2 separate regions of the Homo sapiens genome follow, and region 1 is linked to region 2. The links are chromatin contacts, found by Hi-C in ENCODE. All regions are on one chromosome and are shown on one strand. Each heading gives the region's core, a stretch centred on a gene start or an enhancer-like site at or near the end of the contact. The rest is flanking DNA. Distances are from core to core; before and after follow the strand shown. Region 1 holds the start of XPO6 (exportin 6). Region 2 holds the start of KDM8 (lysine demethylase 8).

Region 1 (2,700 bases), core at 168-2,667, 1.0 Mb after region 2:
CAAAAAGGCAAATGCTTAACAAAGAGATGTGGGTACACACATTTAGGGGAGTATTGAAAGTATCGGTCTAGAAAACGTGGAGATGTGGATACACAAAGAGATGTGAGTACACACATTTAGGGGAGTATTGAAAGTATCGGTCTAGAAAACGTGGAAGGTAGCTTCAGCAGAGATCAGAGCATGTAGAATAGCAGCCTCAGTGTCAAAAGATCACGACCATTCCTGACTTTGCCATCACCTGTGCAAGTGACCTCTGTAAATCGCTCTGTTTCCTCATATATAAACCTACAGCTAGATGAGATGTTTCTCCTACAATCACCCAGCTCTCTAAGTGTATTAGAGATGCCTAGGTTCAAAGTCAGATGCCTAGGTTCAAATCTTAACACTGTTAAAAAGTCGCTTGACCTTGAGCTGGGGAATTAATTGCTCCGTGCCTCAGTCTCCCCACTTCCGAACAGAGGGCTGGTGTGATCATTAAATACTACTGCACTGTCAATCACTTCGCGCAGGGCCTTGGCAAGTAGTAAGCCCTCAATAAACGATAGTTATTATCCGGAGGAGCTGCAGGAGGCAAACACCAGATGCAAGGGTTGTGCCTGCTGCGCTCCCAGGGCCCTCCCAGGCCTGAGCCATCATCCCTGGGGGGATGGGAGCGCAGGGCCGGGGCTGCACACTCTGCACGCATGTGTCACCGGCCAGGCTCCGCACGCGCCTCTCCCCGCCATGGGGAGAGCAGCGATGGCTCAGCAGCCCCGGGGCCCATTCCCACCCTTCCGGTAGGGCACCCCAGGAGGGAAGGGGGCTCCAATTCCACTTACCATGCTGGCCGGGGAGGGGGCGGCTCAGATGAGCTGGTTCTTGGGCTTCGGACACGTCCCGCTCGCACAGTTCAGGTCATGGTCCCGGCAGACTCGGGAAGTCCCCCACCCATGCAAAGACAACCCCTTCCCCACCGGGCCCCGAGGGGACCCTCTAAAAAGGGCAGGGCCGCCCGGGTCGCCTCATCGGGGGACCCCGAGACAATTCATCCAGACCCACCCGCCCCTCCCCAAGGAAACTGAAAAAGCAGGAAATGAGGCTCGGATGCCGGCGAGGAGGGCAGCTGCTCGGGACCCCCGCCCGGGCCCGACCCCCGCGGGGGAGGCTGCGGGCCCAGGCAGGGGCTCCCCGGCCTCCGCGGGCAGAGGTGGCGGCGGCCCCGGCCCCGAGGCTGAACGGGCGGAGGCTGACAGGCCTCGACCGCGCGGCCCAGGCGGCCGGCTCAGGGGAGAGGCCCGGGGGCCCGCGCTGTCCTCGCAGCCTCAACCCACACGGCCACTGCCGCCGCCCCCTAGAGCATCCTTGCGCGCGCCCGCCCTGGAGCCGCCCGCTAGTACCGCGCGGCCGCCCCCGACCAACAGCCCCAACGCGCCGGAAGTGGCGAGCGCCGGGCGGCCCCACAGCGCGGCCGCCGGGCTGCGGCGCTGGAACCGGACCAATCCGGAATCGAGCGGGGCGAGCGGGGGGAGCGGGCGGAGGGCGGAGGGCGGGGCTGCACCTGACGGCTCCCACTGGCCCCGCCTTCTTACCACGCCCTCTCTTGCCCCGCCCCCTGCGCCCACCGCCCGTGCGTCCACGCGGGCCGGCAGCCATCTTGGTAAAGGGAGCCCGGGCTGCCATTTTAGTAAAGGCGTGGTTTCCCTTTCGCTTTTTTCGCCCATTCATTCCGCTAAAATTTTAGTGAGTGCCTTTTACGGGCGGAGCATCGAGCTGGCAGCGTGACGACACGCGGCCCTATGGAGCTTACATTCATGCAGTCCACACACTCTTGCCCGACTATATTCCAGGCCCTGCTGTGGATGCTAGGACAGGGGAGATAAACGTAACTTCGATAGCCAAGGTGCTGAGAGAGGCAGAGAATGTGTTGGATTCCTGTTCCCATCCTCCAATCCACTTTACTCGTGAAAGTGCTCATCTTTATTTTGTTTTATTTTTGGGGACAGGTTCTTGCTCTGTTGCCCAGGCTGGAGTGCGGTAACACAATCATGGCTCACTGCAGCCTCAACCTCCTGGTGCGCCACCATGCCCAGCTAAATTTTTTTATTTTTTGCAGAGGTGAGGCCTCCTTTTGATGCTTGGGCTGGTCTGGAACTCCTGGGCTCAAGCAGCTTTCCTGCCTCAGCCTTCCAAAGTGCTGGGATTACAGGTATGAGTCATCCAGCCAGGCTGAAAGTGCTAATTTTAAGAAACAGTCAGGAAACTATCCCAAACAGCTGAGGTTGAGCCCGCGGGTGTGCCTACTACATAGATTGGAGCAAATCTATGTAACCCAATGGCCCTTGTCAACCTTAAATAACGAGATTGAGAAAATAGTATTTAAGTATAGGGTTTATTCAAGCCCGAAGCTTGAAGATGGCCCACCAGAAGTATAGTCCAATTAGTGGCAGTTACAAATGGGGTTTCCTTGTTTGTTTGTTTGTTTTTAAGACAGGGTCTTGCTCTGTCGCCCAGACTAGAGTGTAGTTTGTTGTTGTTGTTGTTTGAGACGGAGTCTCGCTTTGTCGCCCAGGCTGGAGTGCAATGGTGCAATCTCAGCTCACTGCAACTTCCGCCTCCCGGGTTCAAACGATTATCCTGCCTCAGCCTCTCGAGTAGCTGGGACTACAGGCACCCACCATGATGCCCGGCTATTTTTTTTATTTTTAGTAGAAACGGAGTTTC
Region 2 (2,700 bases), core at 86-2,585:
TTACCTGCTCTCACAGGTAAACAATGGGGGTGGTGTCTTGGAGTCTTATCTAAATTCTCTTGTGGGGGTGGGGGGTGATTCTTTGCAGTAAACTTTTTTCCACAACACAAAAGGGTGAGAGCAATTCCTTTTTACTTTTTTCCGGGGACACAAGACTCAGGGAAAATTCAACATTGTCACTACTCAAGGGTGGAAACTTAGTGTAGCACATAACCATGAGGATTCTAAACCTGTGGCTGCTGAGTTCAAACACCAGCATCCCAGTGAGCCTGGTGGGTTAGGAGATCTTTCTGTGCTTTACTTGCTCCCTCCCTGATATGGTTTGGCTGTGTCCCCACCCAAATCTCATCTTGAATTGTAGCTCCCATAATTCCGTGTTGCGGAAGGGCCCAGTAGGAGATAACTGAATGATAGGGGAGGTTCCCCTCATACTGTTCTCCTGGTAGTGAATATGACTCATGAGATCTGATGGTTTTATAAGCGGTTTCCCTTTTCACTTGGTTCTCATTATCTCGTCTTCCACCATGTAAAACGTGCCTTTCACCTTCCACCATGATTTTGAGGCCTCCCCAGCCATGTGGAACTGTGAATCCATTAAACCTTTTTGTTTGTAAATTGCCCAGTCTCGGGTATGTCTTTATCAGCAGCATGAAAGCGGACTAATACACTCCCTAAAATGGGGATGAGCATGATCATTACAATAGCTACGATCCTCATATTTTTAAAGTATTTTAGCACCGTACCTAGAATCCACTAATCTATGAACTGATCCTGAGCAAGCCTGTTTCCTACTCAGACCCCAAGCTCAGTACGAACATAACTTTCCATGCCTCTGTGCAATGCTGCAAAAGGCGTGCATACTTGGAGTCCACAGGAGTGTGTGCTCAAAACACAAAAGTCCCAGTGACCACGCACCACTCGGCATCAAAGCAAAGGTGGCAGGAGTGTGTCCCCTGGCCACTTGCCTTCTCACTCGAACAGACTGTGGATGCAGCACTTGCTCGTGGGTAATTGTGGATCTGACTTTCCAAAAGTACAAGTATGTGGCCACTTTAATCACTGAGCCTCAGTTTCGCTCTCTGTAAAATAGGGAGAACTAATAATCCTAGCTGCAGAGATTAAATGGTGGATGCAAACAGCCTTGTACGAAGTTGTTATCTGTGCAGAGGAAAAAGCGGTATCACTAGCGTGGAAGGACCCAGAGGATACAGCCAAGCCTTTCTGTCTTCTCCATCCCCCGGCCTTTTAAACAGCAGTGGGGCGGGGCCACGGCATCGATCACTCGGCGCTCCTCCAGGCACTGCGTCGTGATCAGACGAGCGGTGAGCGATCGATACTCCTATGCTAGCCTCTGGCTCCTCAGGGGACACAGCCGAGTGGTCGGACCAAACGCAACGAGTCTTCGCCAGCCCAAAGGCGACTCGACACCGTCCCAGCTGAAGAGAGGTTAGTCTGAGCAACTCGAGAGCGGAGTCAGCTCCAGTTCCTCAGAAGTGGAGAGGCCGGGTTCAGAGGCATAGACCGCGCAGGCGTCATGTGAAGCAGCCAAGCCCGGCCTCGCGCGTGCGCCTTGGAAAACCCCGAGGGTGGCTCGAGTTGCCGCATGCGCTCTGAGAATGCAATTTAGCTCGTCGCCGGCCTGCCCTGCGGGAGGATAAAGGGAAAGGTTCCGCGCGTGCGTATGCTCGTCTCTTGGCAGTGGTTTTGCGCATGCGTGAGGGCAGGCCCTTACGGCGGGCTGCTGTGCGCTTTAGCGGTTCTTGGCGTCGCGTTGGTGTAGGCCTAGTGCGCCTGCGCGGGTTTTATACTCTGCTATATGTGTGTCCGCTGCTTTTAGGCAACCAGCCGCTGCCCCTGGGCCGCAAGGCAGGCTGGAAACGATTCCGCCGTCAGGTCCCAAATATGAGCCGCGAGAAATGCAGCCCCGGGGAAGGCGCTGAGGAGGGAAGGGGGTCTGAGGCCTCGGGGCTCAAGGCCAGTGCGGGGTACGGGGGACCCTCTGGGGCCTGGGTGTGTGACTGCCCTAAGGAAAGGTGCTTGTAGCTCGGTAGGACTTAACGATGGGCATCGGTGCGTTTCCCGGCAACGGTAGGAATCGCCGTGCTCAGGAGGACTCGGGAGCAAGCCCGGGGACAGGAGGTGCGCAGGCGTTGGGGCCACACGGACGACCCAAACACAAGACTGTGTGCCCCTTAGAGAGCCAAAGGGATCCCTGTGCCATGAATTAAAGCTTTCTGGAAAATGTTCCAAACTTTCCTGGGAAGTTTTACGAAGCTCTTGTTTTTGCACAATTTTTGTGGAATACTGCCATAATAACATTGAGGAGATTAGAGAACTGGACCGCCTGTTCCCAGAAAGCTAGGTGTAGGCTGATCTGTCCTGGAAGCCCCTTTTGGGAGGCTTTCTCATGACCAGCATGGTGCTTGCAGAGTGCCCACCCTGAGACCCTCTGCAAATCACAGTGAGGCTCTCGGAGAGGCCATTCCACCCAGCCACCTTAAAGAATACTCAGGGAGGTGCTTTAGAGGAGTTGATGTTTAAAAATAATTTAAGGCTGGGCGCGGTGCCTCACACCTGTAATCCCAGCCCTTTGGGAGGCCGAGACAGGCCGATCACTTCAGGTCAGGAGTTCACAAGACCAGCCTGACCAACATGGCGCAACCCCGTCTCTACTAAAAATAAAAAATTAGCTGAGTGTGG

The links. Hi-C counts contacts between places; a loop is a spot of excess contacts on that map. Pooled maps may share reads with other maps.
Region 1: a loop to region 2 is called in a map of CD8-positive, alpha-beta T cell, with 11 times the contacts of the local background. The contact joins the promoter of XPO6 here to the promoter of KDM8 in region 2. A Hi-C loop is called at or near these places in 3 of 168 maps with a recorded cell type or tissue (CD8-positive, alpha-beta T cell, dorsolateral prefrontal cortex and naive thymus-derived CD4-positive, alpha-beta T cell) and 13 of 50 pooled maps.

What each region holds. Positions count from the first base shown.
Region 1 is chr16:28,210,548-28,213,247 of GRCh38, forward strand. XPO6 (exportin 6) reads right to left here and starts at 1,418. Exons shown (of 24, transcript NM_015171.4): 1 at 819-1,418. The coding sequence starts at 821. RefSeq lists an enhancer at 538-1,536 and a silencer at 1,166-1,655.
Region 2 is chr16:27,202,191-27,204,890 of GRCh38, forward strand. It overlaps KDM8 (lysine demethylase 8), which reads left to right and starts at 1,336. Exons shown (of 8, transcript NM_024773.3): 1 at 1,336-1,446. RefSeq lists an enhancer at 1,381-1,540.